Regions from separate parts of the Mus musculus genome. Here all the other regions are linked to region 2. The links are chromatin loops, found by intact Hi-C in ENCODE. Cell type or tissue: heart. All regions are shown on one strand. Region 1 has its middle 15 kb from the start of Gm41033. Region 2 holds the start of Foxd1 (forkhead box D1). Region 3 holds the start of Gm41033 (a long non-coding RNA gene).

What was found. A loop is a pair of places that touch in the nucleus more often than their neighbours do. Peaks named below come from ENCODE experiments on the same cell type or tissue, not always from the same donor. Only the 100,000 strongest peaks of a DNase experiment are listed, where the experiment ranks them.
Region 1: it touches region 2 in a loop (5-fold over the local background); 13 of 42 quality-filtered maps call a loop at or near these places.
Region 3: it touches region 2 in a loop (3-fold over the local background); 13 of 42 quality-filtered maps call a loop at or near these places.

Annotation. Positions count from the first base shown.
Region 1 is chr13:98,585,791-98,593,790 of GRCm38, forward strand. No RefSeq gene overlaps it. Among named protein-coding and RNA genes, the nearest start is that of Gm41033, 15 kb to the left of the region's middle. In heart, CTCF peaks have their summits at 1,903 (motif pointing left), 3,337 (motif pointing left) and 3,540; a DNase peak (open chromatin) is centred at 3,341; H3K4me3 peaks cover 2,719 bases; H3K27ac peaks cover 1,367 bases; H3K27me3 peaks cover 1,471 bases.
Region 2 is chr13:98,351,173-98,359,172 of GRCm38, forward strand. It overlaps Foxd1 (forkhead box D1), which reads left to right and starts at 3,073. Exons shown (of 1, transcript NM_008242.2): 1 at 3,073-5,533. The coding sequence starts at 3,448. The coding sequence ends at 4,818. In heart, a CTCF peak has its summit at 545 (motif pointing right); a DNase peak (open chromatin) is centred at 3,079; H3K4me3 peaks cover 2,605 bases; H3K27ac peaks cover 1,625 bases; H3K27me3 peaks cover 6,659 bases.
Region 3 is chr13:98,569,312-98,577,311 of GRCm38, forward strand. Gm41033 (a long non-coding RNA gene) reads right to left here and starts at 5,278. Exons shown (of 7, transcript XR_873852.2): 1 at 4,000-5,278; 2 at 1,296-1,397; 3 at 541-653. In heart, no CTCF peak of the experiment used is centred here; no DNase peak of the experiment used is centred here; H3K4me3 peaks cover 2,182 bases; H3K27ac peaks cover 814 bases; H3K27me3 peaks cover 5,193 bases.

The sequences.
Region 1 (8,000 bases), 230 kb after region 2:
GAAACCAGAGAGGGACGTCCAGCCCCTTAAACAGAGACTTTGCTCAGGTAGGTATCCACCATGAGATGGATTTGCTGTGGTTATTGTTGTGTTTAAAGAGTTCCTACAAAGTACAGGGAAAGTTACAGATCGGTTTGAGGAGATTAATCCCCTTTTCAAATCTTCATCTTTTCCTTCAAGATGTCTCTCCAAAGAAAGACAATTACGTCAAAGAAGGTCCGGGCCTCATTCTGCACAGTGCCTTTTAAAAAACATTCTGGGGGCCTGGTAGACAACATGTAAGCTGTAGACAGCAGCGCTTCCACAAGCCCGGCCCCTCACATCTGCACACCAGCTTCTCGGGAACAGAACGGAGACATATGCATTTTAACATATTCCAATAGCAGCATCTTGGGGGAGTGGGGGTGGGGATGTACCTTTTACCATATATGGTCATCATGCAATTCTCTCCAAGAACTCAGTGCAGATATTTATATAATAATATTACCATTCCTTACCCCCACCTCCAGGCTGGCAGAGGTTGAAGGAAACACTTTTGGAGGTCTCTACCACAACTGTATGAATGGTGTTGATTGGTTCTGATTTTTTTTTTTTTGAGCATGGATCAGACTATCAGCTTGTGAGGTATGTCAGAGTATTTTTTAAAATCTTTCTAAAAATATGAATGGATATAACAATTTGAAGTTATTACACACTAAACATTTTATTGGAGCCTGGGGATTCTTGGGTGAGCTTGCTCATTTTCTTTGGAGAATCCCAGTCCCCACTCAAATTCCAGGCACAGAAAGGAAGCCCTGGGGAATGAAGTGGCTTCTGGATGGCATGTCATCAGTCACTTAGGAGCTGCTCTGCTGATTATGAAGGTGGAGAAACGCAGTCAGTGGGAAGAAGCGAAGGAGTGGGCTTGCATTCCAAAGGAGAGACAATGTTTATGTAGCCCTGATGTCTGTCTCGGGAGTAGAATCGATGTAATTAAGCAAATAGAAGTGAGTTCATTTTAGTGTAGTGGCCATTTAAAAAAACAAAAAACAAAAAAAAACACATACAGCAAGGATGAAAATGTAGCCAAATAAGAAGCTAGAGTATTATAAAATCGGATGCCAGGTGAAGGCTGAGATTCCAATTCTGCTCTATTCTTAGTTTTTGGGTCTTTCCTCGTCAGAGCTCCTCTCCTACCTCATAGTTACCATGGAGATCAAGCAAAGAACGGTTATGAAACGTCTCCGAAAACGTTAACCACCACAGCGACACCAGCACATTCAGTTCTCACGAACTTTGTAGGACCAACAGCATTCTCACTTGACTGCCAATGTAAGGGTGCTCTCTCACCAGGGCTCTGGACTAAAGTTCTCTGTAATCCCCTTCCCTGTCCCCACAGGAGGCCTCTATGTCCAGTATGATCTTCAGGAGCAGAGTGGGTATTGCCCTGCGAATCAACCGCTGCCTGGTGGCCTCCAACACATGCTAAAAACAAAGCTCTTCTCAACACCTCCCGAATCAGAATAGTCTCTTGGAGACTAGAGAAGGAAGCAGTGTTGCACGGCTGGTCCTCTTCCTATTGGGCTATTCTCTCCTTCATACTGTATTTCAAGTCTATTCACACACCTAGGTGTCGTTGTAGCTCCGCCCCCGTGGGAGGGGAGAGCCTAAAATGTTAATTATCTGGAACGGTAGCTTGCACTTCACATTCTGGATCCCGGGATGGGATTTAAGCCTATTTAGATTTTCTGTGAATTCTTTGAGGTTAATGCAACTTCTGAATGTGACTAGTAATCTCTAATTATTTGCAGAGATGGTAAATGTGAGACCAGATTAAATCCACTGATAATCCCCAAATCTCATTTTAGCCAACAGCGCGGCTCTTTTCCCACCAACCCTGGAACAGTCAACTCAGAACCGCAGCTTTTTTTCTTTCTCCTGCCTACCCTCTGCTGGAGATGCAAGCAAATCGCCCGAATTTCCAAGGGGTGGAGGTAGAAAGCCAGCAGAAGAGCGAGTGGAAAATCCGACCGCCTGGGCCACTGCCCTGCTGGAGAACTAGACACTGAGTAACCGAAGATCCTGACATAAAAGGAGCAAACCACTGGCGCAGATATTAGGAGCCCTGGGCCACAGTGTCATGAAGGAGCCTCGCTGTCCCTCGTTTGCATGCTGGTACACTGAGATCATTGCTCTCTGTCAGGTTGGACTAGCTTCCTCCTGGAAGGGGTGGGAGAGAGTGGAGCCTGAAGCCGAGGCCGGCTGGGGGGGGGGGCGGGGGGCTGTAGCCCCAGACAAGCCGAGCTCTGGGAGGGGCCCACCTGCTCCCTTCCACTGAGACACAACATCAGATAGCTAGGCCCAGAGGAGGAAAGCAGGCTTTCTTTGGTTTTGCTGTTAAGGCTTTTAAAATCATATTCTTACTCGATTGCTTATTAGCATCAGAATAGTTCCCTAGTCTCTTTGAGCCAGGTCTGTTTTGAAAAAAACAATAAAATTTTACATTATCATTTTTATATATCTTATTAGATATTCCAAAATAATTATCACCAAGGAAACAAAGCACTGCAAATATTTTTAAAGCCAAGAGTTTTCTTTTTCCTTAAAAGAGAAAACTGGAAAATATTTTTAATCAAAGAATTAAATGTCCGCTCAAAAGCACACAAATATCCCACTGAACTTTGATCAGTCTGTTTTTAAATCTATGTTGACCCTGCTGAGCCAGAACCATTGTTTAGCTCCAGTTCCAAGGATTCAGAACGCATTCGAATCCGGGAGAAGAAAAAGGGACAAAGCTTGGCAAAGAGAGGAGAACCGGTTGAACGGTATCTTCTTGGGGCGAGGTGACAGAAACCTGTGGAAACTGGTAGCTGAGGGAGCCAATGTGAATCATATATCAAAAGCTGGCTCCTGAGTCACAAAAGTCTAATGGGCTAATTTCAGCAACTCTGCACTCCGCGTATGCAAATATATAGTGGGGTTGGGGTGGCGGGTGGAAGGGTAACAGTGGTCTCCAGTTTCGGGGCAGGGAGGTTTCAGAGGCAGAAGGGAAGGCGGGAAGAAATGGACACCTTTCTTCCCAGGATGAAATGTCCGTGTGAGGGATGAAGGGACCTCCCGGCTCAGAGAGCCAGGAGCTCCCTGGCGACCACTTGCAGGACTCCCGGTTTCGAGTCGCCGCGCCAGCAGAACCCAGGGATTCGGACCAGTCGCAGAGCGGCGGCGTCGGTGCGGACCCAGCTGCGTCTCTTCACTGTCCTCCCGGGACTCCTGGGGGCCCCCGCCGCCTCCTGGCTGCCAGCTCTGTCCCTGCTCCGCGCCTCTGCGCCACCAGGAGCTGGGTTGACCTGCGGCCTCGAGCCTCTTTCCTGCCCCCTCGTGGCCATTCAGGGAAAACCGCGTGGGTCTCTCGGTCACTTAGGACCAGCGCTGCCGCCGCCGCAGACCCGATGGGAGACACTTGAGTTAGTGCAGGGGGGGCAGGGGCCGGGGGGGCACCGAGCAGAAAAACTGTCGATTGGGTGACGCCGAGGTACGGAGACCCTGTGGGCTCTGACAGGAGAAAGGTCCTCCAGAGCTGGCCATCTAAGGCAGTTGACCAAGGACCTGGCTGGCTTTCTGGGCAGTCACGTGATTACGGTGGAAGGACAGCGGATCTACAGTATGGAGTTAGGAGATGGACAAGGGCATAGTTTCGTCCCAGGTGAACCAGCCTGGCTGCCCTTTGGCAGGGCCAGGCACAAGAATGTGTTTCAGGTTACTGCCTATAAAGGACTTCCGCATCTGGTCGAGTGTGGGTGCGTGGCCTTTCTGGATTTCAGCTGCCAAAAAAATATACTATCCTCCGTTTGTCAAACAAGGTGAAAATCGAATGTGCTTGAAGAGGGTAGGCTTCCTGACTTTTGCTGCGCCCCTGACGAATATGGCTTGGGAAACCAAGAGCAGATGGAGACTCATTTCCCTGTGGTCATCCAGGTTTCTGCTGGTTCAGGATCTCGTGACAGATGAAAAATTATTCGTGGTGCTGGTAAACGTTCCTCCCTAGAAACTCCAAGTGGGCTTGACTCACTCGCTGGCTGGCTGGCTGGCTTATGTTTTATGGACGTTCTCTTGAGGGCTTTGAAGTTATTTGTCTTCAAATCTGTTTCTCAGCTTCCCAGCTCCTGAATAAATTACCCACCCCCTCTGCTTCCACACCCACAGCTTCTCCCCCACTGTGAACAGGGAAGTTGTGGGCTTTGGTTGGTTTGTTTGTTTGTTTGTTTGTTTGTTTGTTTGTTTTTGAAGACATCTTAGAACAAGAGCAGTTGGGCTTAATCCGTCTGTTGTCAGCCCTGGGAAATCTGTTTTTGTGTGGTTGGCTGAAAAGCTTGATGAAGATGAGGGGAGTTGGACCCTTGGACTTGATTCTGGTCACGGGCTTATCCCTGGGTCACAGGGTCACAATTTGCCTGAGTCTGGTTGCCTTGTGGGGCCAAGTCATGGGTGCTCATTTATAGATCGTGTTAAATACTCACACTGCGAACATCTCCATGCTTGTTTAAGGATTGCCATTCGCCAGAAGTTGGTGCTAATTGATGCCAGGCAGTTCTGCTGCAAAGACTGCAGGCTTAGATGTGTTGTGCTCTTCGTGGAAAAGAGGGAATGATCAGCAACAGCATTGGGTGGACGAGCCATGAACAACTTCCTGTTGTCCAGGAAGCTCTGTAAGGAGGTTGTTGGGCTTGTGAGAAAAGGTGGGGCTCTGATCACTTGTTCATTTTGATGCCTAACAGGGGATGCTTCTCTCTCTCTCTCTCTCTCTCTCTCTCTCTCTCTCTCTCTCTCTCTCTCTCTCTCTCTCTCTCTTTCTTTCTTTCCGTTTTTAGAATTATTTCTTTATGAGTACACTGTAGCTGTCTTCAGACACACCAGAAGAGGGCATCAGATCTCATTACAGATGGTCCTGAGCCACCATGTGGTTGCTGGGAATTGAACTCAGGACCTCTGGAAGAGCAGCCAGTGCTCTTAACCGCTGAGCCACCTCTCCAGCCCCTGGTGCTTTCCTTTCTATCCTCCACAATCCCATTGCCTCCCCCATCCATGCAATGTGTTGAGGAGGTTACTAAGAGCCCCCCAGGGAATCCCAGAGCAGCCACTTCTGGGGTCCTGATTTATCACACTTTCATGATTTACCTCCCCAGGGTCTTGAGCTGGAAAAAGATTCTCTGATTCTCCAGCTGGACCTTCCCAAACAAGGGTAAGGACCCTGTCCCCCCCCCCCCATCCTTAAAGTTCTACTAAAACAACAACATCCGTGACAACAAAAATAAAACAAACAAAAAATTAAAATAAACAAAAGAAAGACATCTGGTATGTTTACAAAGCACACATTTCTTACGCTAAAATAATTAAAGCCTGTCACAGGCTGGGCTGGTCCTGCCTGTAGCTGGACTCCACATCACAGCTCGGAAAGAGGAAAGATTTACCACTGGGCTCTCGAGTCTTCTTTGGGGGAAGTTCCTGCTTGGCTAGACTTCCATTTCTTTATGTCTCTCATTCTAAGGACTCTGAGCTATACTTTGGTTTTCCCGTACAGAAAAGCCTTTGCCAGACCAGCTTCTGGGTTCCTACCTGGGCCTCTGGACAGTCCTATGCTGTCCCCAGCAACACCCAGGAAGGTTCACAGTCTCATCTCTTACTCTGTATAGTTCAGAGCAGATCTGGGAGGTTGGGTCCCATCCTCCCAGAAGCCCCTCCCCCCTCTGTATTTACCCCTCCCTTCTTCCCTCCTCTGCCTCCACACCAAAACACTGCTGAAACCACCTGTTTTGTGTTGTGAAAGCCTGGAACACCCCATCCTCCACTCGCACAGACCTCCCACTGAGTTCCAGTTTCCAGTCCAAACTCCACATATGAGTTCTTGACTGGTTGGAAAAGTACAAAAAAAAGTCACATATTCCGAACTGACGTGCGTGGTAGTCTTCTCTTCCTGCTTGCTCTTGTCTCGGAGGAGGACTAGCCTCAGTCAGGTTCTAATCCCCAGGCGGTAGACTCCCCAAAGATTAAACTACCTGCAAAATTAGTCATCTCCGCAGGTTGCCACGGAGACCATCAGACCTCTCAAATGTGTTAGGCATGATTTTACAAGCGAAAACTACAACCTTGGTGTGTCAGGAGCTATAAAATCACAGCCAGAAGTAAACAGGTTCACACCTTCCTGTCTCTGTGAGGGAAATGACCAAACTCCCCAACTGGCAGTCTGTGAATCTCCTGGTGAAGTTTATTTGTTGAATATTTTCTTTCGCCCTCTATCGACATCTGTTACTGGGCAAGCAGCAGTGAGCGTCCACAGTTGGCAGCAAAAGTTGGAAGAGTGAAACCTTTAACTTCACTATACTCTCAGATAAAGTAGGCCTCCCCGGGCAGGTCCACATGCTAATAATAGAGTGGTGGCTGCTACCTTTCCTGGCAAAGAAGGCTTGCAGAGGTGTCTATGACTTGAGATGGGGACATTTTCCTGAATGATCTGTGTGGACCCCATGTAGTCACAAGGGGCTTTGTAAGTACAGGAGGAAGGCAGGAGAGTGACAGACAGAAAAATTTGAAGATGCCAAATTGCTAGTTCTGATGAAGGGAGAGGCCGTGGGCCAAGGAATGCAGGGAGCCTCTAGAAGCTGGAAAAGTCAAAAAGATGGATTCTCCCTGAGAGGCTCCGCAGAGGAAGCCTTGCCAACATCTTGATTTGAATCCAGTGAGACCCATTTCAGACTTCTGACCTCCGGTACTGTATGCTAATAAATCTGCATTATTTTAAGCCACTGAAGTTGGTAGCTGCTTTTTAATAGTAAGACATCACGGCGCCGGTTAGCTTGTTAGCACGGCTTGATAAAAGAATACCGTTCTTGTTTTGAAGGGGACACCGATACAACATGAAGAATGAAACCGTGTCCCCAGCTATTCCCTTAGGGGAAGAGTTACCATCTGCCGTCTCGTCACTAAGGTCTGTTTGAGGACCTGCTGGGAGGAACTTCATATGGAGGATGAAGCTGGGGCTTAACATGGTTAACTGATGTCCTTGAAGCTGCACCCTCAGACACACGTGCCTTCTCAGCAAATCCCAACGATGCTCTTCTTTCTCCTTTCTCAGAGATTAGCTCACACATCCAGCAAGCACCCCAGGCCACCTGTAGGAACTCCTAGTTACCCAGTTCACTCCTAGTCAGAAGGCTCCCTCGTCTTCCTTGGGGGGTTCCTCTATGGAAGCAGCCTGCCTACTGCTGTTTCTAAAACCACATTAGGCTGCAAATAAGGCTTCCGTTGAAAGTTTTTAGGCCAGTGGCATCATGGGAAATTGCTGGCACGTTGAACTTCTGCTCACTTCATGCACAGGTCTGTGTGTGGACTTATCCTCCCCTTCAAAGGCCAGGATGGGGAAAGTTCCATTCGCTGTGACACGGCAGAGGGCCTAGCGTCACTTCATGAAAGTGCCTCTTCAGAGGGAAAGGAAGTCCAGGGAAGGACCTCATGGATGGACCCTTTGCTCTGATTCAGTGACCTTCAGCCTTGCCCCCATGCAACCACCACGGAACTATCTGTCAATGGCCAGGGTCCACCCCAGCCAATGAAGCCTGGTAAAGCCTGGGCTTCCAGTCCTGTTCAGTCTCCCCGGGGGGTGGGTACCAGGTCCGTGAATAGATGCACAGACCTGGTAGCCATGGTGCTGGAGAATAGTCCCAGTTCTCCAGTGCCCCTCTGAGCAGAGCTCATGTGGTTGAGCAGAGTCAGAGGTTTGGAAATGTGAAAACTCCGAACTGCCCAGGCGTCTTAATAGGGAACCGCAAAACAGAAGCCCGTAGACATAATTACTTGGTCAGATCTGAAGGCACCCTGGGATCCGAGGTGAGAGCTGGGGATGGGTGTGTGTGTGTGTGTGTGTGTGTGTGTGTGTGTGTGTGTGTGTGTGTGTGTGTTTTATGTGTGTGTGTGTGTAGTTCTCCTTGAGTGCATGCATGAGAGTATGTTTGAGAAAGGCATGTGTG
Region 2 (8,000 bases):
ACAGTGCGCTGGACCACACCCCCAACCCCCACAACACACACATCAATCAATGAAGACATGTGTCATAGGCTGTGTCCACAGGCCAATCTGGTAGGGACAATTTCTCAACTGAGGTTCCCTCTTCCAAAATGTCTCTAGCTTACATCAAGTTGACATAAAATCAGCCAGCACATTTAGATTCTTGTCTTCTGAGTTTACATACCCAAGTTTCTCCTCAAAGGAATTTTCTGGGCCTGTGACAAAGATGAAGGGAGTTGAGGCAGAGCCTTCTTCCCAAAGCTGGTGCCAAATCCTGTGACTTCAGCTCTGGGGGGTTCAGGCCCCTGACCCAAACAGCCTGTGAGAATAAAACTGATTAACTCGAACCCCAAGGAGAAGAAGCCTGTTGTGCGGGCTCAGTCCCTGTCCCTCAGAGGAGACTACTAGATCTAGGGCCTTACCAGACACTTTCTGCTCTGGGGATTTTCTAGCCACCACGGTGGCACCGGTGGCACCGGGTGCCCAGGCCAACCCAAGGGACAGCAGGACTCCACACTACCACCAGGGGGCAGTTCTGCCGAGCTCCTACATTGCAAGGATAACCACCAGCTGCTTTCTTGGTGCGCGCTTTCAGGCCAAGGAGTGGGGGATGGGAGTGGGGATGGCTCTTGGTTCCAAATGGCTGTCCTGCCCACCTCTGGGAAAGATTTCTGGCCCCTGTACTAGCTTGAGGGGATGGGATGGGATGGGATGGGATGGGATGGGATGGGATGGGATGGGATGGGATGGGGGACTTTCCATCCTTGGAGAAAAGACAGGGAGTCAGGAGATTCTGAGAGCTAGGGACCAGGAAGGCAGAAAGAGGATGAGCAAGGCACGAATTCCCAGCAAGGTTTCCAGGCTGGGAAATTTCTGGACTGAACAGCTAAGGGGCTATAGGTACCTTAACTAAAGCAAACAAAACTGGTGGAGTGCCCAAAGATGGCTTTAGTGAAGCTCACTCAAATCTCTGGTTACCTGTTCTGTACCTTCATTGATCCCAGTGTGTTGAGGTGGTCTGTCAAATCCAGCAAATCCCCACATTCCTCGCCCCCCGCCAGTGACTTTAAGGTAATTTACCACGTTTCCCCAAACATTTCCAGGAAACAGCCCTTTAACCCTTTGGGGGCGATATTGCAAACGGAACATAAGCTCTCAACTCCCAGACCCTTCTAGGACAGACAAATTGCAAATCTTGAGCAGAGAGATTTTCCTCTAACGTTACTAATAACCTGCGAACAATTCTTCTTGTATTCCATCTTCAAATACGTTTGTACGCAGCAGCCCTCAGCACTGCGAAAACCATAGTGTTTATTTAGATATCGGGCAAGCACTAATAAAACTTAAACTTTTGATGTAAAAGTGGACTCCTTGGTTAGGACGCCTGTCTGCATCAACAAAGCATTCGCTGCCTGATTAATGTTGGCGCAGGTTAATCAGAGCCCATTACAATAATTAGATGGTCCAGTCATACATCAAATGAGAGGCAATGAAAATCAACGCGTTCAGATCGCAAGGCATTCTCATAGATCTTTTAAAGATCTCTAGTAGACTTTACAGACCATTTACAAGTGGAACTGGTGGTTACCCATTGGAGAAAACGAAATCTGATTTGAAAAGAAGTATTAGATGGGGCAACAGCTTATTTTTGTGATGAATACCAGTTAGAACAAGTCACTTCAGGAAGTAAGAAACACTTGGTTGATACAATGACACACAGAGCATTTGAGATTGTTCCTAGAGAAAGCCATTGAATTTTTATTCAGTTCTTGGCAAATGGCGATTTTAACCAGAAAGTTAAACTGGTAAGGCAAAGTTCCCTATTTGAAATCGAAACATCTCAGAAAAGGCAAACATCCAGAAAGCTAGGCTATCAAAATGAATTCGGATTACACAATTATTCGGATTTCCCGCCAGCCAGAACAAAACATTTAGCTGGTGGTAAACACAGGTGACCTTAAAACAGAATAATACTTTAATCATCCCTATTAGCTTGCCACTTGGAAGAAAAATGAATCGAGTGGAGTTGCATCCTGCATTTAAAATTTAAAAGTCGGGTTTTTTTTTAAAAAAAAGAGTATAAAAAGCATTTAATGTATTTTCCAAAATAAAAAATTGATCTCAAAGTTCATCTTTGCTACTGTCCTTTCTACTATCAATCCTTCCGGAACAACACTGTGTGTAAGTTATAATAATTCCAGTATTTAGAAAGTAGTGTGAAATGCTCCTTTAGAAATACCTTTTATTGAAAAGTATAGCGCTCTTTTTCCTAACATCTCAACAGTGTTTGAGTTGCTGCTATGTGTAATTTCTGTGTGTGTTTGGGTTTTCATTACAATTTTCTATTTCTTTTCCTCATTCAACCATTGCTTGCTCTATTCCCATGGAATTTGTGAGATGCTCTCATTAGAGTGGCTTAGTTTAGCTGTCAAGTCTCTAGGGCATTCAATTGCAGATAAATGACCAAAACGCCAGCCTAACCGCATTTTTATTAACAGATGGCGGAAAACAAACGTCTTTGGAGAAGAACCGAAGGGAAAGGGTTAAAGGGTCAATAAACAATTATTACCGTGCTCAAAATGGGGGATTTTTCATCAGATTCCACAGGCGGAGACTGGCCCAGTCCAGAGAGCTGGGACACCCTACCAGACTCCCTCGCTCAATATTCCAGTGAGCACCTCACACATAGAGCAGTTGTCCCCAGTGGGATGACTCCTACAGGCCACTGGGTTGTCCAATCGAAGCGTCCCCGGAGCGCTTGAGATTAGGGTTGAGGGCTAATCCGGGAGAATAAGGCTGGGGGTTTGAACTCCTGTAGCTCTCGGGTCGGCTCGCGGCTGGCTAGGGTGGGATTCAGGATAGCCAATATCTTGGCAAGAAATAGTGGGCTTCAGTCTCCAACTCTTGCTGCTGCCCCTCCTGCGGGTGAACTTTCTCTTCCTACACGCCGATTCCCTCGCCTTTCTTTTCCTTCCCTGGGCCGCGCTCTGACGTGCACACCATGTGACAGGCCCCCTTCTGCTATAAGCACAGACAAGGTCCGCCCTCTTCTGGACTCAGCCCTGGCCTTGCCGAGCTCCGTTTCTAGATTCTCACTCCTCCCGCGCCCTTCTGGGCGCCCGACACCGACTGGCCCGCCAGGGTCCAGCCACCCCCTCCTGGACTAACCGGGCTAAAGGGACCACAGTGGAAAAGGTCAAGTCTAGAGCGCCCGCCACCCGGTGCCCGCCGAGCCGGGGAGCGCAAACACCTCGCACAGCCCTGCTCGCCAAGTAGCGGAGCGGAGCGGCCCCAGCCACCTCCTGCAGCCGCGCGTCGCAGAGTGGCGTCCTCGCTCCGGGTCCGCCGCTCCGGGATCGGCCTGGGGAGGCCAGGGAGCCGGGAGCCCGGTGCCCCTATGTGCCGCCGCGCCACCGCGCCGCCCCAGCTATGACCCTGAGCACGGAGATGTCCGATGCCTCCGGCCTCGCGGAGGAGACAGACATCGACGTGGTGGGGGAGGGCGAGGACGACGAGGAGGAGGAGGACGATGACGACGAGGGCGGCGGCGGCCGCGGCGGCGGCGGGTCCCGGTTGCCGAGCTCGGCCCAGCGGCGGAGGCGCTCTTACGCCGGGGAGGACGATCTCGAGGACCTGGAGGAGGAGGACGACGATGACCTGCTGCTGGCCTCCCGGCCCGCCGCGTCCCCCGCGCCTCCGGGTCCTGCGCCCGCCCCGGGGACCGGGTCGGGCGGCTGCAGCGGCGCCGGAGCGGGAGGCGGCGCGGGAGGTGGTACGGGCGCGGGCACGGGCGGGGGCGCTAAGAATCCGCTGGTGAAGCCGCCCTACTCGTACATCGCGCTCATCACCATGGCCATCCTGCAGAGCCCCAAGAAGCGCCTGACGCTCAGCGAGATCTGCGAGTTCATCAGCAGCCGCTTCCCTTACTACCGGGAGAAGTTCCCCGCTTGGCAGAACAGCATCCGTCACAACCTGTCGCTCAACGACTGCTTCGTCAAGATCCCGCGCGAACCGGGCAACCCGGGCAAGGGCAACTACTGGACGCTCGACCCGGAGTCCGCAGATATGTTCGACAACGGCAGCTTCCTGCGGCGCCGCAAGCGCTTCAAGCGCCAGCCGCTACTCGCTCCCCACGCGGCGGCCGAGGCGCTGCTGCTGCGCGGTGCGGGGCCGGCGGCGGGCGCAGGGGACCCGGGCGCCGCGCTTTTCCCGCCGCCGCCGCCACCGCCCGCCTGCGGCTACGGAGCCTACGGCTGCGCCTACGGCCTGCAGCTGCCACCCTGCGCGCCGCCCTCCGCGCTCTTCGCTGCCGCCGCCGCGGCAGCCGCCGCCGCCTTCCATCCGCACTCGCCCCCGCCGCCTCCTCCTCCTCCGCCGCCGCCTCCCGGTGCGGCCGCCGAGCTGGCGCGGACCGCCTTCGGCTACCGGTCACACGCGCTGGCTGCCGCCCTGCCCGGCCCTTTGCAGGCGGCCGCAGTCAAGGCGGGAGGCCCGGGCGCCGCAGCGCTCGCACGCTCGCCCTTCTCCATCGAGAGCCTCATCGGGCGCACTCGGGGTCCCGCGGCCGCCGGGGCGCACGTCTCGTCCGGGGCCGCCAGCGGGACCGCCCCGGGACCCGGGGGCGGGGGTTGCGCAGTACAGGCGGCTGCTGGTCCCGCCGTCGCGCTCACCCGCTCGCTCGTGGTCGCCGCCGCGGCCGCCGCCTCCTCCGTGTCCTCGTCCGCCGCGCTGGGGACTCTGCACCAAGGGACAGCGCTGTCCAGTGTGGAGAACTTTACTGCTAGGATTTCCAATTGTTAGGAACGTCGTTAGCGCGCGGGAGAGCGAAGGTAGGACTCCCGGCTTCTTTCTCCGGATGGGGGGGTTGGTTTCGTTCGCCCCTCCCGGTCCTCGGAGACCCCGCGCCCCCCATTTTCGCCGCTTCGGATTCTTGGACCAGACTGTGTTGGGCGACAGCTGGGGCGCCGCGCAGTTTAGCTCAGAGGGTCCATCTATTTATGCAAAATCGCCCTATGCTGCAACCCTGACTTGGGGTGGGAAGGAGGGGAGTCGCTCTGTCTTGGCACTAGGAATTTCCTTGACTTTTGACAAATTGAGAAAAAACAAAACAAAACAAGCAAAATCATCAAAACTAAGCCCTTTTTGAGGTGTAGAGATTCTCAGGTCCAGGCGTTTTAAAAAATCAGTAATGTTTAAATGCAGCTTATAGAAAACCAGTAAAAGTCTCCAAGAAATGCCTCTACTTGTTCACACTTGTTTGGTAGACTTTTTTCATGGAAAGAAAAAAAATTAACATGTTTACACAAGAAATAAGTCGAAATTTACCATTTCCTATTTTTAACCTGTGTTTTGTATCATAATGGACATGCGGAATTTTTATTTTGTACTTACTACGTATTCTTTGCAAGGAGTATTGTAAATTTTACTGGCAATTATTATTGTACTATTCTAATGTAAGATTTTTACACTTTTTTTCAGAAATAAAATGCTTAATTTTCAAAGAAAAGCCACCTAAGTAATTGGCTGAATTGTCCCTTTCTTAGTTTCTTTTCTGTTAAGAAGAAAAAGGTGGAATAGATGAGTCTGAACTCAGTCCAGGATCTACTTAAATAGTACTTTCAAAGAAAGACTAACAAAACCGGGATACCATGCTGCCACAGTTCTTCTTCATTTAAACTTTCCAAGTCAAAGCCATCCGCTGCACAGAACTTGTTTTTAGTGACAGCAAATGAAAGCCGTTACTTTGCTAGATAATTCCAAGTCCAAGCTTTGTCCATCTTTGAGATCAGGGAGATGGTTTAGTCATTCTAAGGTAATTTAACAGGAGTATTCGATTTTATTTTCAAAATTCTCGAGTTAATTTCTGCTCACTTATCAGCAAGATGTTGTAAAAAAAAAAAATGCTCAAACACTATGTTAAACTGTGATGGAAACAACACAAGCAGGGCCGGTCTCTGGGTTTACAATTTTAACAGCAAAAAGAGATGAGGAGATTATCTGTTTAAAAGCGTAAAGGTTCTGGATAAGCAAATATTTACATTTATAACATGAATTGTATATGAAAGTTCTGGTCTTTAAGGTAAAAGCGAGTCCAGGAATTATACAAATGAGTTCTGAGTGCAAAGGCAAGATGCCTGGGATTTTGGCTTAAAATGAATAACCCAAGCGCAAGAGAATTTGTCAACTTTAACAGGGTATGTGGTTCAAAGATTTAAAGATGAAAGTACCTGGGTGTTTACAGAACTAAATAAACAATTTGGGTGATTTAGGGCATCCCTTTTCAAATTTTAAGGCTTTCAGTGCTGATTAGATTCAACTTATAGTTCCTTGCAAAAGCTGAGGCTAGTCTTGGTTAAGTACAGATGGTACTGCGAGCCCTGCTTATAGCAGATGGGTGCATATGTAACACATAATTTGAATGCTTTGGGTCAGCAGGTTGCAGTAGAGATCTGTTTATTCAGTTTCTTTAAAGTGTGGTAAGTGTACACACTATGATATCTGAAGACTCACAGATTGAACCTATCCAATCATGACGTCTGCATAACAGGCCAGTACTGTGCAGGGCTGGCCATATTTGAAGCCTGGTCTCTTCTGAAGAAGAAAAAGACTCAAAACCTCAAGATGAAATTCTGTTTGTTTGCTCCCCACCCTCAAGAGATTTGTGGAGGATGGTAAATTTGAGGTTAGAGTAAAGATATTTACACCTGAAAAGTACCACTAAATATATAGCAAGTTGTAGGTGAAGATCTTATATTCAAAGGCCTCTTGTACTCTTAATATAGATTTTAAAGAAAGCAGACCCGGAGCCCTAGACCCTCTGCATCCCGGGAGCCCTTTTGCAGAGGCGTTCGCAGACTGGATCCAAAGGCAAACCATACAGAGGCATGGCACTCCTGAAGGTAGACTTGTGCAACGCACAGAGCCGCCGACTTTTAGATTTGAAAGTTATTGCGAAGAAAGGCAAAACCAAAACCGTGCGATTCACACACCCCCCCCCACCCCCCGCCGCCCCGAGGATGAATGTGTAGCTGCCCTGGAAGCAGGGAATCACAGCTATGTCTTTTCTTATGATCACACATCTTAATAAAGTGCGAAGAGGAGTTCTATTCCTGTCTCCACAGGTTTTCAGTACTCTAGGTTCAGGGTGGCCCAGTGCTGGCCCTGGGGTCCCTGTGCTTGGCTCCCACATCACCCTCGCGGGCAGCAGACCACAAACCTGCTTTTGGTCAGGCTGGGTGCTTGTTTAGTCTGTTGCATACCACCAGGTTCAGCCTTCTTTCTGAGATTTGGCCGTTTGCTGTGGGCTTTACTCAGCAAACCTGGTCGGCGAACTGATGCTGGGTACAGTAAGAGGCCCTAAGGTATGGGCCCAAAGCGGTAAGGGCGTTGGGTGTAGGCCGAGGAGTGGACCATGGGCCTTGGGCGGGTGATCCCGGAGTGTGGGGCACGCCTGGCCAGGCTGTGCTGACAAGCAGGTGTTGGAACAAAGGCAGCGGGTCTACCCAGGCCTTTGATGGGCAAGGATGTCTCCTCCTGGGGCTCCTCATTCGCATGCAAATCCAGTGCTGGTCCCCCCCACCCCACCCCTTTTCTTTGAAGGCAAACAGAAGGATGTTTGTGTGTTTGTAGGCAAGAAGGCTGCTCGAACAGGCCTTCCTCAATAGCCTGGGTCTCGAAAAATAAACCAGTTGGACAAACATTGGCCACCAGCTCTCCTCCTCCCGACTACAAAGTGTGGATTTGCTACAACTCATTAACCCGACGCCTTTCTCTCCTCTCCTTGTTTCTTTACTCATCAAACGCCCCCGTAGAGCTTGGAGACAAATGACCGAAGCGCTGTCGGGAGGGAATTGCAGTTAATGGGGAGAGGGATATATTGGGGCTAATGGTTCAGGCAGCTCCCGAGGAAGGACCACACAAAAAGGAGCCTCTCCATTCAAGGCTCTGTTGTGCTGCGGGGATTTAATCTGCAGCTAGATTTA
Region 3 (8,000 bases), 220 kb after region 2:
TTCATACCTCACTGGGTAGACGGCTCATAGCACCCCCTCGGCAGCCGCCATACTTCATTTTGGCTTCTGCTACGATTCCCTCCTTCTCCATCAATCCAGTCCACTCACACCAGCCAAGCTGTGCATTGGGTACCCAGAGCTGTGGCTGCTTCCCCTTCCTGTGGCATTCCTTTGCAGACGCCCTACTTTATCCACACTGTGGTTTGAGGGTACGCGTTTCTCCAATTCATTCACTGGAATGTAGTCCACAACTCACAAGGTTGTCGGAGGTGAGGCCTTTGGGAAGGAATTAAGATGAGGAGAGGCATCTAGGTGAAGCCTCCAAATGGCATTAGTAACAAAAGGAAGAGAGACCCACGCTAGCATTCTTGCTCCATCTTGCCAAGAGGTTCCTTTGTCATGTTATAATACAGAGGGAAGACCTGCACAAGATGCTAAGCAACCAAGTTCCAGGACCTCATTGCCTCTAGACAATGGCCAAAGGAGGCTCTGTACAGTTGTACAGATCTCAAGTCTTGTAGCAGCACAAAACGAGCTTACCTGACACAATGCCGTGCAGTTCATCCACGGAGCACTCCATTCAACTGCTTTTTAGTATCCTCCCTGAATTGTGCACCCATGACCACAATCCATTTTAGAACATTGCGTTGTCCCTAAAAGAAACCTCACTGGAATCAGCCACAATCAGGATATGTTTCTTTCATATCCCCTCTCCCCAGCCCTGAGCAAACATTTCAACTGTTTCTGTATCTGGCATTGTGAACTAGGCAGCTACGGACATGGGAGCCCAGCCAGCACTTTGACACAGAGATTTCAGTTTCTTCAAGATGAATCTACAGAAATAGGTTGGCTGGATCTCACGGGAACTCTGCTGGGTTATTTTGGGGCACCTTCATGTCATTCCTCAAAGCATCTGCACCAATTTTACAATGTGACTGTGTACACCGTTCCCTCTTCTCCATGCCCCGTGGACACTGATTTTCCATCGTTTGGTTTGTTTGTTTTCTAGGTTTCTGGAGACTCCTGATGTAGCCCAGACTGGCTCCTCCTGTGTGCTGGAACTGAGAGCACGGTTTCGGAATGGAAGGTCTCACCGTATAAGCGCCATTTTCATTTTTTCATATATCTGTTGACCATTTATTTTTATATCTTCTTTGAAAAAGAATCTTTTTTTTTTCAGGCCACTGACCATCTTTCTGACTATATTGTTTGTTTTCTTATTACTGAGTAGTTTGCCTTCCTTGAGGACTTGGGCTTTCACTCCCGTATATGATGACTGATTTAGAAATATTTACCCTGGTTTGGTGGGCTCTCTCTTCACTGTCACTGATGTCCTTTGCTGTGCAGAGGCACTTCAGTTTGGTGTAACCCCACTTGCCTGTTTTGGGGCCTGTTGCCTGCGCGATGCAAAATTTTAAACATTATTATTTAAATAGATTAAAATTACAAAAAAAAACAAATTTTCCTTAGAGATAACACAAATGGGGAGGGGAAAGAAGGTCAGGGGAACTGGGGGGAGGAGGAGGTACATAGTAGCCAGCTGCTAGGAGATAAAGAGCCAAAACTCTGTAGCTATGTTGAAAAAAAAAAAAGCCATAACTGACTTGCTTCCTATAGGGCCCATCAAAGGCCATCAGCAAACAAACTTCCACCAAAGACCCAGCTTATCCTTCTCGAAGCTGCCAGACACAGTGGGTGCCAGCTCAACACCAAGTTCTGTTATAACTTGGACCAGCTCATGGGCAGGCGTATTGAATGTGAGTGGTTAAGAGTTCCAAGAGGAAAGTAAACAGGAAGGGAGTGGGTGGGGCACCCACTCCCTTCATGAAGCCATCAAGCCTTTCACTAGGTAAGACTGTCTCTAGGTAAGACTCCAGTGAATGTCCACAGCCAGTGGTGGTCAGAGCTAAGTCCTGGGTGATGGGGCTGTAGGCAGGCAGGAAGTCAGCTCTCCAGGAAACCCCTCCGTTTCCAGCAGAACACAGCATTCCCACCTCAGTTCTCCCAAGGGAGGCATCCAAGGGAAAAGAAGCAGGCTATCAGAGCAGGCAGGCACTCAAAGGGCTGGGTTTCAATCTCAGAGTATTGGAGAAGGCTGAAGAAATCTGGCTACACATATCGACCAACACAGTGTGGTAAGTGTGCAAGGGGGAGCGGAGCACAAAGTGACAAGAGACAATGTCCTCATCAGTTTTACATATTTGACATTAAAAATTACTTCATTGGGGCCCTGCGGTTAAGAGCACTGTTGCCTTTGCAGAGGACCCAGGTTTGATTTCCAACGCCCACATAGTGACTCAAAACCATCTGTAACTCCACTTCCAGAGGATCCAAAACGTTCTTCTGAGCTCTGTGTGTACCAGGCACGCACATGGTACGCACATACATACATGCAGGCAAAACACTCCTACCCACAAAATAAATAAGCCTAAGTATATATTTAAATTTATACATTTAAAAGTACTTCATTTTCAAAGGCACACAGTTATCTGGTCTCTGTAGTACCTTTTGAACCCCTGGAGGAATTTATTTATTTATTTATTTATTTATTCTCTCGGAACACTGCACATAAGTGCGGAGCTGCAGAGTACAAATTAATCCTTTGTATATTACAATTGGAACAGATTTGCTGAATAGACTTACTCCAGCTCAGAATCCACATCCACAAAGTCTTCCAACCTTAGCCCCTTGTCATCAGCTGCCACCCACTCCTAAAAAGACCAGGTGATTCACTGGGACGTGTGAACTCTGCTCACAGCACATTTTAACCCCGGGGCTCCCCTCTGACTCCTCTGACCTTTGGTAGGGGTTGGGAGGAGAAAATTCCCCATCCTTTCTCCGGATATCCCTCCCTGTTGCCTTCGTTTTCTGCAAAACACACTTTTGGGGAGAAACTTTTTCACTTGAGGCAGGCTTTCTTGACCAGAGAGCTTGCGCCTGTGTGGGGGAACCTCAAGAGAGAAGGGTGTTGCAGGCGCCTACAAAAACAACCCTCCCCGGGTGAGACACGGAGGGAAACTGTCTAAAAAGAAGGTGGTGTGCAGCTCTGAGGAGGCTGAGCTACTCACTGTGGGCAGTCCTGGGCTGTGACATGGGCGGATGGATGAAGGGGAATGGGATGGAGTTGGGGGAAGGGCGGGAGGAGGGGGAGGGGGCGGGAGGGGGCGGCTCCCCCCCCCCCCCCCGGAGCAATTCAATGGCGCTTTGATTTAACAACTCCAAGCCCTTTGAAAACATTTTGCCAGGAAAAGCTTGCCATCAACACGTATAATCTCTTATCAGAGGCCCCTGAAAGCCAGGGCCTCGGGGTTAATTCCCCCATCGCAATGAGTTTGAATCAGCTCTAAACCCGCAATGACATGAAAGCGCCCGGGCCTCGGGCCGCACAGAACCCACTGAGCTTCGCCGGCCGGGGAGGATTACGGGGCCTGTTCCTCGGCGGGCTCGCCCGCAGGACGGGCAGGCTCAAAAGAAAAAGAATAATTAGGGATAATTGCTTGTGTCCAAACACAAGCATTAAGGCCCCCTTGTTCCCCTTTGGGACTTTGTGAGCCAGAATGAAAGAGACACCCCCTGTTTTGACAGCTGGACCAGCGGCTTGGATCGCTGACCGAGGGAGGAAGCGCGAGCACTGGCTGGTGGGAACCGCGCCGAGCCGGGCTGCGGGTGGGCAGAAGACCCTCCGGGATGGTCGCGGGACGTGTCCACGCACCACATTCGTGTGCGCGCTTTGCCCATCCCCCGATCGCAAACACTGCGGACTTTGTCGTCCAGGAATTGCGGTCTGGGAAGCCCGCTGCGGTACTGGGACCCCCAGCTAGCACTGCGCCACCAGGCGAATGCCCTGTGCGTCGTTGCCTGCGGCTGATAGTGGCACAGGGACCCCGGGACGCAGAGGTTTCCTACGGCCTCAGACTGTGCGATTACACTAGTCAAATTCACAGGCCCAGCAGCCCAAAATCTCCACCAACACCCACACACGGGAATATCCGATCCCACCTCGCTCGGCGTGGGGTGGCCTGCGCCACATTTGGAGACACCCGAGGCACAGGGTGGTCCCAGCCACATCTGGATGCGTTCTTAAAGCTGAGGCCCGCGTAGGAGGCTTCTGTTCGTGGCTCGGAAGCGGCGAGAGCATTAAAACACAAATAGGGAACAGAGTTAGCGTTCTCCCACTACGTGGGGACTCTCCTGCCCCGCCCGCAGGATGCTGGGGCCTGGATCAGGCTTTGCCAAGAGGATACTGCACAGCTAAGGCCAGGGGAAGACAGCCTCAGGGTACCCCACAGTCAGCAGCCTGGCTAGTTTGTCTGGCCTAGTTCAGAATGTTCTAGTGCCCGAGGCCAAGACAGGCCCGGAGAGGCCCTCGAAGGAAGACAGGGGAGGAGCGAAACGGGGCTGGTGTCAGCGGGATGCCGAAGGATCCTAAAGGAACGAATGATGCGGTGCAAAGACCACCCTGAGCACCTGGACCACCCAGGCCGCAGCCTAGACCCGAGAAGGCTCAAGACTAGCATGGCCTACAGGCTAGAAGATCTGGAGAGGGAAGCAGACCTTCTACAAGGTCGTTTGGCAACATGCGGGCAGTAGCCACAGAGCAGATCCATGTTAGAATCCTCAGCCCAGCCACCCCTAAGAAATGAGCCAATTGGCCCTTTCCAAACGCGGATTGTAGCGAAGCCGAAGGATGAGTGGGAAAACGGCTCCACGGACGCAGGCCCATGAGTGATTAATTAACGGAAAACCACATCCGAGGGGGAAAATGTTTTCTGAAAGGAGCCGAGTCCGAGAAGGGCTCCGGTCCCTGCAGCTGTGTCCCAGACAGATCAGCCAGCTGACGCCAGGCCCCCACCCCATTCTGTCGTGGACGCACCCTAGGGCCTCCTGGTCGGCGGAGGGGACGTGGCTTTATGGCTTTCAAGAAACTCTAGGTTTCGAATTTTTCCAATGCAGCCTGGGACTGGGTGGAGAAGTGACTGGGGTGATCCCCCCGAGCCTGCCACTGGCTACCTGTGGATACCAGATCCCAGTTCATAGCAACTGCTACCATCACTGACAAAGATATCCAGGCAATTGCCCACTTGTCTACTTCTTTCCCCCTCTTTAGTCTCACCCATGGGTTTAAGGAAACAACAACATAACCAGTTAGGGTAGCATGATTGGCTACCAAGAATAGAAAGAAAATCGTGTTTTCTGAATATCTCTTTTCATTGCCCTAATCGCCAGCATTTATTAAAATGCACACAGCCCATTGGAGATTGAAATGCAGTATAAATTACAATACAGTATAAAGTGTATAATTCTAGATGGATTTCCCCTCCCTTCGGTTTTACTTTTTAAATTGTAGGTTCCTGGTTTCTTTAGAATAATTGAAAAGATCTGAGAGAAGAAAAGATCATGTTTCTAGATAAGAAAAAGTGTAGTTTGTCCAGGAAGAGTAAAATTCAGGAAATTATAAATTGCTTATTTTCAAAGTCACAAACATTTCCTTGTGGAGAAATGGGTTGGTACAGAGGCTGCTGGGGGGAGGGCAGGGGATGTTTTCCCGGATTAGCTCATGTTTAGAGACAATCAGTGCTCTATTTATTTGTCGAGGGGGGCTAGGCAGAAGACTCTGATGACAGCAAGAGAGACCTCCTTGCTCCTGACTCCACAGCCAGCTCCCTTCTTTCTCCAGCTGCCTTAATCAGGCTGTCCTGAAGAGAGAGCTTCGGTTTGGGTTTTGGGGTTTGTTTTGTTTCTGAGATTTAATACTACATATATTTCATCATGCCACAGTCGCTTCAACAACTTTTAAAAACCATGGAATTGAACATTCAATTTTAGAGTGTTGGCCCAAGAGATGAAAATGTAATATTCATTTCCAGAGCTTTGGCTAAGAGATGGAATTATTTATTATGCCACAGTGTGTGTGTATGTGTGTGTGTGTGTGAGAGAGAGAGAGAGAGAGAGAGAGAGAGAGAGAGAGAGACAGAGACAGAGACAGAGACAGAGACAGAGACAGAGACAGAGACAGAGAGAAGCGCATTAAACAGCAAGAACTCCCATAGACTATATACCAAATCAGAATTATAACATTTTTGCTTAAACTGCTGTGTGGGCCAGGTCCCCGTGAGCCAGTTCCAAAGGGAGGGGTGAAAATGATGTAAGATGTCTGAATCTGTGCCCTACAAAAACCAAGCTTGGTGTGCCAGGGTGACTCCATAGGGTTTAGGCCGCACCTCAAACAAACTGATAACCAAGGAATGCTGGGTAGGAGCACAGCAGATCCCAGTGTGGATCTTAGGATGTAGCAAGGAGGTGGGCATAGGGCTCCTAAGAGCCCACAGGGAGGGCCTGCCAGCCTTTTGAATGCAGTCATTCCAAAATCGCCAGGGTTGTGGGGAGCGAGGTGTGGAGATGTGAAGCTTTGTGACGTTGGAGATAAATTAGCTCGAAGTTTTAAACGTAGGTTGTTTTGTCCGTTTCCTTTGGTTTTGTTTTTTAAACTGGGTGAGGGGTGTCTCACAGACTGGCCAGGAAGTCATGACTCTTCTGCCTCTGTCTCCCAAGTGCTGACTAACAGGCCTGGGCCACCTCTCCTTGCTTAGAAAGCGCTATGGAGTTTTGTCTGCACTAGGATGGCCCTGAATTGGCTCCTCTGGCAAAGGAAACCTGCTGGTTCTAGGAGTGAACACAGATTGGCCTTGGAATGAAAAACGTTAAGCTTAATTACGAACGTCCCGGGAGTTAAGGGACTTAAGGTGCTTTCCCTATAAGGCCTGATGGAAAGATAGAATCCTTAGTCCTCAGCCCCTGCAACCAGGAGCTGCTGAATCTTGGCAGTGGAGGGTTAGGGGAGGCAGCCTCTCCAGCCACCACCAGCAGCTCCAGAGTCAAAGGTGGCCTGATGGGGGTGGGAGAGACAGGGTCCCCTGTGGAACTCGCTTAGCAAGTCTGCCCACCCCCTACATCCCACCCGCCAGGTCCCATACCCTTTGAGTGCCAGCAACAAGACACAACTCCAAGACCATTCTCCTGAGAGCAAATGACACACAGGCCTACTTGTCTGTTGCCCAGCACGCAGCTCTGGTTTCATAAGGCAAGCAGAGTACCAGATTTAGAAAGAAAGTTCAAACAAGACCTTGGAATTGGGAAACCCCCCATGGCTTAGAACCAAGCTATTAAACAGATTAATACCCCTTAGGAGTTAGAGGCCTTGGGGGACTGCTGGCAGCCACCTGCCCCCCACAAATGGAGGACATTAAATTCTAGAGCCGATTGCAGGCTCCATTGTCTGCAGAGGAGCTCAGCTTCCACTTTTGAGGGCTGTTACTGTTTTGGTGTTTTGAGACACAGGCCATTCTTGGGTCCAAGTTGGCCTTGGGCTCATCTTTGTCCTACCTCAGCCTTCCCAGTAAAATCACAATCATGGCAAACTTCAAGCACCTTTTCCATCTATGAAGAGATGCAAAACAGCTGGGGAAAGCTGGCTCTGGACTCTCTTCCTCCCTACAAAGATCTGCACATACTCTCCCTCCATGGAGGCTGCTTCACCCTCAGGCAGGAAGATAACAAATGATGATTAAAAACAAATTATAAAAGAGAGAAGGGTTTTACCAGGGTCTGTATGGAAGTGGATGTATAGAGAGATGTGATCCTGTGTATCTATAAATGAGTCAAGTATTATCTGTGAGTATAAAGATAGATGCAGGGCTGGCAAGATGGCTCAGTGGTTAAGAGCACTGACTGCTCTTCCGAAGGTCCTGAGTTCAAATCCCAGCAACCACATGGTGGCTAACAACCACCGGTAATGAGATCTGATGCCCTCTTCTGGTGCATCTGAAGATTGCTACAGTATACTTATGTATAATAATAAAAAAAATCTTTAAAAAATAAAGATAGATGCAGATGTGTGTGTGAAATATGTCCTGTAGGGTTTTTTTGTTTGTTTGTTTGTTTATTATATGTAAGTACACTGTAGCTGTTTTCAGACACACCAGAAGAGGGCATCCGATCTT